Linked DNA regions of Homo sapiens: region 2 is linked to region 1. Evidence: chromatin loops called from intact Hi-C (ENCODE). Cell type or tissue: endothelial cell of umbilical vein. All regions are shown on one strand. Each heading gives the region's core, and the rest is flanking DNA. Links, peaks and the distances in the headings are about the cores only.

Region 1 (5,380 bases), core at 108-5,107:
GGCCAGGCTGGACTTGAACTCGGAGCAATGTTACTTTAGGAAGCCGTTTCTGCAGAGGCTTGTCATGGTCGTAAGATGCCAGATCTGACGAGGAGCCCCTTTCATGCCTGTGCTGTAGGAGAGGCTTGAGGGCCAGGCCTGGGGAGCATGGATTCTGTCTTGAATTCCTTTCCTGGTCCTGCTGTTGGAAAAGGCTATGCAGGGAGCGGGTTCTTGAGGCAGGTATCAGAGATGCAGGAGAAGAGGCAAGAGAGAAAGCAAGCATCTCTGTCTACATCCAGAAATTAGATGCAAGGCCTGAAGTTTTCCCATATCTCTGAGAAATTCAGGTGAGGAAAAGGCACGGTTTCCCTTTTACAAAGATAAGATACATTTAGAGTTTGATTAAGCATTGAGGGAGAACAGCTGGAGTTAGTGGGGACAGTACTTATTATAATGCCTGTTTTAAGAAATAGTCACATTTTGGGGGAACAATACCATGGATTATCTGCCATGGCCTAGAGCATCACGGATAAGAGGGCATGCTCCGGGATCAGTCTGGGCTCTGCCTCTCTTTAGCCTTGTGGCCCTAGTCAGGTTTCTTCACCTCTCTGGGCCTCAGTTTCCTCATCTGTGAAAAGGGAACAATGATAGTACCTACCTCAGAGGTTGTTGTGGGGATTAGTTGAGCTAATACATGTAGCTTATGTATTACTGTATGCTCATGTATTACTGGCATAGTAAGTGTCACATAAATGTGAGTTGCTATTATTTATGATTGCTATTACTATCACGTAGGATCTGCTGTCTGTGATGGGGAGAAGCCAGCCAGGGGTGCACATAGTCAAATCCTAAGGTGCCACCGTCACTATCACCAAAGGAGGACATAGATGACTTCTGAGGCATATCTACATTGCTCAGCCTTGTGCTGGCAGGTGGCAGGGAGGGAACCGCTGCATCTGCCACAGCCCCAAATCTAAAGTGGGAAAGGGGCTTGGGATTGCACATAGATGCCCTGAGGCTGTAAGGAATGCCGCCTTGGAGAGCTCCTTGGAAGGAAAGCTTTGGGGGAGCTGAAGCAGAGGGTCTCAAATTTAGAGTGCATCAGAATCGCTGGGAAACTCATTGAATTTCAGCTTCCCAGGTTCATGGTTATTGGGCGGGGCTGCAGCATCTGCCTTTGAAACAAACATCTCTAAGTGATTATGATGCAGTTTTCCTTAGTCTGCAGTTACCTGGGAGACACAGCACATGTAGCTTCTGAGAAATGAGCACCTGAGCTCCCTCACATGAACTGACTTCCTTCTTGGCTGAGAGAACTTCAGAGGTGCTAGGTTTTTAATCAGGGTTCCTGGCACCGTGACTCTGACCCTCAGCTGAGCCCTTGCCATGAATATAAGCTTAGTTTTTATTCTGATCACAGACAGAGCCACAGGCGGACTGGCCACAGACTGCTCTGGTCCTTGCTATATACTCATCCCTAATCCTTACCACGTACTGACCTCTACCCGTGACCTCGGCATAAATCCTGACTGTGGTCACCAGTGAAGCCCTCATCATAAACATAGACTAGCCTTTGCCTTTGACCCTTCCCCAGGCAGAGTGCCAAGCACAAGCTCAGCCAGCTGACTCTCACATGAGGGGATGTGGATGGTTCTGCGGAGCCTCCTCCTCCCCCAGGGCTGGAGACACAGCTGACAGCCCACACCCTGCTTGGTGGCCTCTGGTGGGGTTGAGGAGAGGGCTCTGGGACACAGGGACTGTGCGTGAAAGGTGACCCTAGCTCCACACGCAAGGCTGATTAACGTGTGTCATGCTTCCCTCATTCCCCAGGCGCCTTCTCCAGATCATTTCTCCTCTGATTAATTCCTCAGAACAAAGCTTGCAGCACTTATGTGGAGATTGACTGGAGGACCCTGAGGCTGTTCCCCAGTCGGCTCCTAGGCCTTTCCTGGGTGCTTGCGCTGGTGAAGTGTCTGAGGGGCAGGGAGGCCTGATGCCCAGAGCCTGGCCAGAATGCAGACAGTGTTCTGCCTCCAGGATGATGGGTTTGCTGGTTTTTTGGAGACAGTTTCCCACTGGAGCCAAATCGAGTGAGTGACATTCTGACTTAGGAGTCACTGACATACTGGGTTGAAATCTGTCAGGAGGTGAAATGGGTTCTCCTTTACAAAGATAAGATAAAAGTAGAGTTTATCTTACTGCTACCAACACCACCATTGTTATCTTTGCTATCTGCACTATGAAAAATTCTTTACTTGAGTAATTTCATTTAACACTTAAATCCCAGGATTAAAACAAATAATGAGTAACTCAGTATATACGAGTATCACTACTGACAGGAGATGACACATCGCTCCATTGAGTTCAGGACCAGGGAAGTGAATTCCTCAGTGGACTTGCAGATTTCCCATTACTATACTCTGAAACACATGAAATCCATATAATTTCCTTTGTTTTCTTGGCTACAAGGAAATTCCAGAATTTCTCAAATTGCTGTAGCTTTCTGCTGTTGAAAGTTCTCAATGTAACTCTTGTCTACCCATCTGTCATTATTTCTTGGTTCCCAATTAGTAAACAAAAAATACATAAAAATTATAGTTTTGATGGTATTTGAGTCTGCACTACAAATAAATATGTGTATAAATGAACTGAAAATGCTGAACATTATTCTAAAGTCAATGTATTGATTGTGTGTTGGTTCTTCTCCAGTATGGTGGAGTACACTGCTAATAGACTCCTAATAGACTGACCCTCCTTCAGGTAATAACCATAAACCCTGGATAAAATATAGAAATCTGAAAGGCTCTGAGTAGTGAACAAAGACAGGCAGATTGTGTAGCGTATTTGAAACTTGGAAGAAGGGACTAGCGTGAAGTGGGTTTCCCCTTTTGATGACTTTTGATTTGAAGGAAGCTACGGTCATGACACAGCACAGAGCATCGAATATTCTGATAGAAAGCCCACTCTCTTTCTGGCCTGAAGAACCAGAGGACAGAGACAGAGGACAGCTGCTAGAAAATGAGGGAATGAATTCCAGAAAGGAAATAAGCAGAGAAAAGAGCCCCAAGTTCTGTGAATAAATTCTACCCAAGTCTCTGGCTGATCCCTGAGTTGTGCATGCATGGTGCAGACCCAAAGAAGCTTGCAGCTAAGGCCAAAACACCTGAAATGAAATTAGATCTGCTGCCCACTTCAGATGAGATAGAGTTTGTAGTTTGAAACTCAACAAGTTCGATGCCTGTTAAATAAAAACATTAACACTCTTCAGAGTAATATGACAGAATCCAGAGTCTCAACAATGTAACAATCCACAAAATTAGGGTATAATCCAAAAGTATTTGACGTATGAAAAAACACAAAAATGGGACCAATTCTCAAAGGAAAAGACAGTCAATAGAGGTCATGACCTAGAGACTGAAATTATCACACAAAGGAGTTAAAGCAACTACAACTGTAGTTGTATTACAATTATGGGAAACGTGGTTATAATGGATTTAAAAAAGGGAAATCTTAACAGAAATATAGAGCCTATAGAAAAAGAACAAAATACAAATTCTAGAACTAAAAAACAATTATATAAAATAAATAATTCACTAGGTGGACTTATTAGCAGAAAGGAAGTGACGGAAGAGTCAGTGAGCTTGAAGACAGATTAATACAAATGACTAAATCTGAGGAAAAAAGAAAAAAGATGAAAAAAAAAAAGAAGAGCTTCAGGGACTTATAGGGGAAATATAAAACTCTCTAACTTATAAATAATTGGAGTCCCAAGGAGAAAACCAGATAAAAACCATGATAGGAAATAACCACACAAATCTTCCAAAGTTTGGAGATGAGGACATACATTTACAAATTCATGAATCTTAGCAAGCCTGAAAGAGAATAAATAAGAAAATCATGCCTAGACATGTCAGAATTTAACTGCTAAAATCAGTGTCAACCAGAAGGGTTTTGGATACGAGTGTATTCATTTATTCAATGAATGTTTCTTGAGCTGCGTATCAGACACTGTTGGTGTGCTATGAGCACAACCTAATGCTGGAAACTTTCGGAGAGGAATGGGGGCAATTACTGGAATTGGTTTAAGATTATGTTTTGTTCAGTAAGATCAAATTTACATGAAGAATACAAGCAGAATAAACCTGGAGTTCGGGACATGAAGACAGTTCAGGAACACCGTTCAGGAGCATCTCAGAAGAAGAGCATCGAAGACTTTGAGGGGAAGGGAGTGAGGTCTGATGGGCGAGGAGACTTTAAAAACTCAGGTGGAGCATTTATGGGCAAGGACAATGAAGTATACTCTGACTCTGGGCTGTTCTGCAGTGACTTCAGTCTAGACAAAAGTCTGGATAAAAGAGGAGGAGGGGTCATTGGATAGCTTTGTGACGGTCCCATAGGCTGCAGGAGGAGTTGTTTTGAGGCAAGTGCTAGAAAGTTACCCTTGTAGTGTTGGTGTCTTGGTGAAACAGGGTCACTCATCAATTCATCATGAAACTGAGTGAGCAAGGGGGTCTCTGTTTAGAATTAAGGATGGGCATATTACCATGGGGAGCCAGAATGGAAGATCATGAGATGAAGGCTAATCAACCAAGAAGGAGGCAGGAGGGGCGAGAAGCAGGCAGAGGCAGTCTTTCCCTCTGAGAACATTCTCCAAAAGAGGCCTCTTTGTCACAAAATATTTAAAGTTAATATGTCCATGTGACAGTAGTTAAGATAATAAAAAAAATACTTGGAGAAATATGAAAGCAAGGGACATGGATTCAACACTTGACTGAAACATCAGTGGCCAGATGATGATCTGTGTAGGGAGAAGAGATAAATGATGGTATCTTTTTCAGTATTCACCTTCCGTGGGGGGCAGAGCTCCTTTCTCAGGTTGCCTCTTGTATTAGGGTTCTCCAAAGAAACAGAACTGATAGGATGTGGGCGTAGATATCGCTATAGGTATAGATATAGATATATCTTAGTTGACAGGATTAATAGGATGTGGATACAGATTAGATATGGATGTTGGTAACCTACAGGTCACATTTGGCAGGCTTCCAAATCAATCTCCTGGGGTAGGTCTCATGATGATTCATGGCTTACATCCTGTCCCTGAGTAAAGAATCTAAAGAACATTTTTTTTTTTTTTTTTTTTTTTGAGATGGAGTCTCGCTTTGTCCGCCAGGCTGGAGTGCAGTGGCATGATCTCGGCTCACTGCAACCTCTGCCTCCCGGGTTCAAGTGATTCTCCTGCCTCAGACTCCTGAGTAGCTGGGATTACAGGTGCCCGCCACCACGCCTGGCTAATTTTTGTATTTTTTTTTAGTAGAGACAGTTTCATCACATTGGTCAGGCTGGTCTCGAACTCCTGACCTTAGGTAATCCGCCCCCCTCAGCCTCCCAAAGTGCCGGG
Region 2 (5,380 bases), core at 285-5,284, 67 kb before region 1:
GATCTACAGAAGGCTAGCTCCTCTTTCTCAAAGGTTTGGGATATAGAAGGGACCTGGAGCTGCTGCAGCCCTTTGCCACCACGAGGTAAGCTGACACTAGAGAAGGCAGAGGGGAGATGCAGAAGGCACCAGCTCCTCGATGGGATTATCGAATGACCAAATCCAACCCATCCTGAAGTCTGCCTTACCTCAAGGACTTCCAAGTTCATGAGCTGATACATTCTTATATTGCTTAGGTCAGTTTGAGTTGCTTTTTTTTGACTTGTGCCATAAAGAGTCCTGGCAGATCAGGCTCTGTTGGGGCTCTTCTGCTGACCTGGCTCTCCACTTTCCTGCTCCCTAGTGATGCTTCTCTGTCCCAACAAAGAGAGGTATGAGGTCTCTGCTCTGCTGACAAGCCTCTAGTGCTGATGCAGCATTGACTTGCAGATGTGGGGGGCTTTAGAATCAGACACCTGGGTGTTTAAATCCCTCACAAGCTGTGGGACCTTGGACAAGTTGTCCACCCTCTCTTACTTTAAGTTTTCTCTCAAAAATGGAACAACAGCAACAAAAATCAACCTCTCTCTCTTAGGGCTCTTGTGAATGAGATGATGCATAGAAAATCTGGCACGCAGTAGGACCGCAGCCAGCTTCACCTCCATGTCCCTCTGCTCTTGCCTCTTCATCACAGAGGGTGCTCTACTGTGCTTTGAGCCTTAACGTAGACTCTGGCCTTCTGGAGGTCAGCTTCTTAGACTTAGAATGCCAGTGAGTTTTTGAAAAGAAAACAAATCCCTATTGCCAGAGAAGATGAACAGCTCAGCCATTTGCTAAAACAAATATTAGTTCAGGGCTGTCCAGGGAGAGCAAGCAGATCCAAGCTCTGCTTGTATTTTGTATCCTTCGAGGAGCTGGTGCGTCTGCTGCTGAGGACAAGCATCTTGTGGGGAGGGTGGGAGGAGGGCAGTTGCCCTGGAAGCTGTTCTCGGCACCCCACCTCCTGTCCCTCCCGCCGGCATTACTTATCAGGCATCTGGGGCATTTATCCTGCGCCTGCCCTCTCTGTGTCTGCCTGGGCTCATGTTCTGGCCTGGGGCCTGGAGTTGGCTTCTCTTGGCCTTGACCATATCCAGAGGATCGCAGTCAGATCCACTGGTCTGACTGGCTGTGCATTCAGACAGGTTCTGAGAATGGTCAGGGAGACACAAACTCCCACTCATGGGTATTCATGGCTCACATTGTAGTCCAGGGTTTGCCAGCCTGTGTGCTATTGACATCGTGGGTCTGGTAATTCATTGTTGCGTGGGGCTGTCCTGGACATTGCAGGCTGTTTGACAGCATCCCGGGCCTCCACCCACTAGATAAACAGTAGCACTCCCCTCCCCTAGTTGTGAACAACTAAAAATGTCTCCAGGCTGTACCTAATACTACCCTGGGGGAAAACATGGCCTCTAATGGAGAACCATGATTCTAGTAGAAGGCAGCGGAGACAGCTGGAGTTAGCTATATCTTGGTTCAAATCCTGGCCCTATCACTCACCAGCTGTGATATTGGGCTGGTTAACGTAACCTCTCTGAGCCTCAACTTGTGAACCTGTAACATGGGAACCATGATAGCACTATTTCATAGGACGGCTGCGAGGGAATGACATGAGATCATTTACAGGGAGGTGCCTGCCCCCCGGTCTCCTCTCTCCATGTCAACCTGCTTGTATAGACTGTAAACCCCACGAGGGCAGGGGCATGCCTCTGTCGTTCACCGCTGTGTCCCCAGCCCCCAGCACAGTGCCTGCTGCGTGTCGGCGCTCAGGAAATGAATGGTATTCTTCGATGCTCTGGGCTTTGCTGAACTTACACTTTACTGCTACTTAATGCTCTTGACAAAAATCCCCTTAGCTCCTGGCCTCCCTGAGGCCGAAAATCTCTACTCAGTCTGGGTTTTATATGCTTATCCGAAGCTCACAGTTGCCTCCCTTGGGAAGGTTCTAGAAAGCCTGCTCTTGCCCTGGCCCACTGTCACCACCCTGGAGTCAGTTTGATGGCAGTGGCTCCAGGAGCATCAAGCTCCACATTTCCATTGCTGACTCCCAGGGCATCCCCTAGACCATGGATCATTGGCAGAGTGGAGGTGATTGACATATCCTGCAGGGCATCCTCCAGACCATGGCTCATTGGCAGAGTGGAGATGATTGACATCTCTTAGGTCCAATGCCAGGGCATCCTCCAGACCATGGCTCATTGGCAGAGTGGAGGTGATTGACATATCCTGGGTCCAATGAAAGATCAAGTCCTTTCCTACTCCAATGACCAGCTCCACTCACCACCTTATGAGGCTCCCTTGGATGACTCCTAATCCTGCAAGCAGGCAAATTGGTGGACTTCCTATCATTTCTGTGTCCTAAAGGCTAGTTTAAGAATATAAACTAGGCCGGGTGCAGTGGTTCACGCCTGTAATCCCAGCACTTTGGGAGGCCAGGCGGGCGGGTCACCTGAGGTCAGGAGTTCAAGACTGGCCTGGTCAACATGGTGAAACCCCGTCCCTAGTAAAAATACAAAAATTAGCTGGCCGTGGTGGCGGGTGCCTGTAATCCCAGCTACTCGGGAGGCTGAGGCAGGAGAATCGCTTGAACCCGGGAGGCGGAGCTTGCAGTGGGCTGAGATCATGCCACTGCACTCTAGCCTGGGTGACAGAGTGAGACTCCATCTCCAAAAAAAAAAAAAAAAAAAAAAAAAAAAAAAAAAAAAAAGAAGCCAAATTATGTCTCCAGAATTATTTTTACCAAAGGAAGTAGGGCATTTCATCTCAGGATGATGTGTCTAGACCTGTAGTGAGGCTTATGGTGATGGGAGGGCAAGATAAGCTTTTCCTTTGAAGGTGAAACCGTGCCCCAAAGGGTTAGAGAAACGAATGACTAAATGTTTGGGCTTACAGGATAGCAGATGAAAAACCAGTTGCCTAACAGCTGAAACAGAACTGTGCCCCAAAGAGTAAGAAACCAGTGACTAACGGATATCCTTGAATTTGCAGGACTGCAGATAAGAAAAGAAAAAACTTACAGCAATGCTGAAACTCCCTTCCCTTGCAGGATAACAGAACTGGCTGAAATCGGTGAAAACCAATACGGCTGACTGGAGTTTGCGCAGAATGAGCTTGCTAATGTCACCACCTCAAATTCCACTGCATGCTTCATACTTACTCCCCCTGAATGTGCACGTGCGATCCAGGAAGTAGTATGAAGAGATAACTGTGCATGCCAGAGGACTTTCCAGCCTCCCATTTCCTTCCACCAGTCACCCACCAATCCTAGAATCCATTCCCTAAACCTTTTCTAACAAAACTGCTGCCCTAAAGCTGGCCCAGGGAGACAGATTTGAGCTGGACTCCTGTCTCCTTGTTGGTCCACTTGCAATAAAAAGGTTTTCTTTTCTCAAAAATCTGGTGTCATAGTATTGACTTCTAGTGCATCAGGCAGTGAGCCCCCTTTGCTTGGTAACAAAGGCACTGCCAATTAAGTAGGGAAGTCAAGACGAATGAGACAAGTAAAGAACATACAAGCTCCAAAGTGATGATGAGAGATTGTGAATGGAGCTGGAGAAGCTGCTCAGGTGCCCTATCCTGACTTCCAAATCCCCCTCCACCTGCTGTACCACCACCACCACCACCCTGATTTAGGCATCACTGCCTCTGACTTGAAATATTATGAATGGCTCTGACTGGTCTCTCTCCTTTCATCTGCCTCAAATCTGCCTCCAGAGATATCAAGCTGGTTTTTCTAAAATGCTAATCTGATTATACCACAGCATGCCTGGAAACTGTTTAAGGTTTATTGTGATGTTATCTGCAATCATGGAACATTGGAAACGATTGGGGAATGGTTAAATAAATGGTGGTACATATCCGAAAATATTTCATAGCCATTACAAATAATGTTTTAAAAGAGTAATTAGAGACCTGGAAAAATACTTGTAATGTAATGAGAAACTGGATTCAAAACTATTTGGTATGATAAAGGTTTAGTAAGTATGTCCAGAAGTATGTCCATGTATATAATTGCAAGATTGGAATTTTATATATATATGGAAAAAAGTAACAATGATTATTTCTAGTTAGTAAGATACAGAGGATTTTTTATTTCTTCTAGGCTATAAACTTTATGAGGTCAGAGATTGTCTATCTTGCTTATTATTAATTTCTAATCCTTTACTAGGTATCCTGTACTGGTATTTAATCCTCTACTGGTATATAGTAGGCAAGCACTTGAAATGTTTTATGAGTGGAATTGAGTATGGATTTTTTTTTTTTTTTGAGATGGAATCTTGCTCTGTTGCCCAGGCTGGAGTGCAGTGGCACGATCTTGGCTCACTGCAACCTCCGCCTCCTGGGTTCAAGCAATTCTCTACCTCAGCCTCCTGAGTAGCTGGGATTACAGGCACCCACCACCATGCCCGGATAATTTTTTGTATTTTTAGTAGAGACAGAGTTTCACCTGTTGGCCAGGCTGGTCACGAACTCCTGACCTCATGATCCACTCACCTCAGCCTCCCAAAGTCCTGGGATTACAGGTATGAGCCACTGCGCCCGACCAGAGTATGGATTTTATAATTTCCAAATTTTGTTCAAAAACATTGTCTTAGTTTGTGATTCCCTAGAAGCAGACACTGAGACAGGGTTTGGGTGCAAGCTGTTTATCCAAGAGGTGAGCTCAGATAGGGGACAGGGGAGGTGACACAGGGAAGGGAAGGGAGCCAAACTGTGTGTTACTCATCAGGTTACCACGTGGGAAGTGGCAGTTCATCCCACTGGGAAGCTCTAGAAGACTGCACAGAACATGTAAAATATCAGAGGGGCAAGGAAGCCGTGGTATTTATTCTCCAGTTCCCACCTGTGATGGCTGAGGGCAGCACCTGGGAGAGGTGAGCCCAGGTGCTTGTAGCAGGACACAGTCATCAGAGACTGGAATGGCAAGAGCTGAGAAGATGTAGGTAGGAAGTTGACAGGCTCTGCTACAAGCATGATAATTTAGAAATAATAAGAAAAGGCCTGGTGCGGTGGCTCATGCCTGTAATCCTAGCACTTTGGGAGGCCTCCTCACCTGAGGTCAGGAGTTTGAGACCAGCCTGGCCAACATGGCGAAACCCCATCTCTACTAAAAATGCAAAAACCAGCTGGGCGTGGTGGTGCACACCTGTAATCCCAGCTACTTGGAGGCTGAGGCAGGAGAATTGCTTGAACCCAGGAGGTGGAGGTTGCAGTGAGCTGAGATCGTACCACTGCACTCCAGCCTGGGCATCAGAGCGAGACTCTGTCTCAAAAAAAAAATATTTAAAAAATATTAGCATGTAATTATTAATGGCCTTGGGGAAGTTCCTTAAGGTTCCTGAGCCTGTGACTTTATATT

Evidence for each region. Hi-C counts contacts between places; a loop is a spot of excess contacts. Peaks named below come from ENCODE experiments on the same cell type or tissue, not always from the same donor. Only the 100,000 strongest peaks of a DNase experiment are listed, where the experiment ranks them.
Region 2: a loop joins it to region 1, with 4 times the contacts of the local background. A loop is called at or near these places in 2 of 110 quality-filtered maps.

Annotation. Positions count from the first base shown.
Region 1 is chr17:5,824,311-5,829,690 of GRCh38, forward strand. The region is part of intron 1 of LOC339166 (a long non-coding RNA gene); the gene reads left to right. Among named protein-coding and RNA genes, the nearest start is that of NLRP1, 240 kb to the left of the region's middle. In endothelial cell of umbilical vein, for the core only: no CTCF peak of the experiment used is centred there; DNase peaks (open chromatin) are centred at 1,581, 2,341 and 5,021; H3K27ac peaks cover 3,356 bases.
Region 2 is chr17:5,756,674-5,762,053 of GRCh38, forward strand. No RefSeq gene overlaps it. Among named protein-coding and RNA genes, the nearest start is that of NLRP1, 170 kb to the left of the region's middle. In endothelial cell of umbilical vein, for the core only: no CTCF peak of the experiment used is centred there; DNase peaks (open chromatin) are centred at 2,268 and 3,028; H3K27ac peaks cover 842 bases.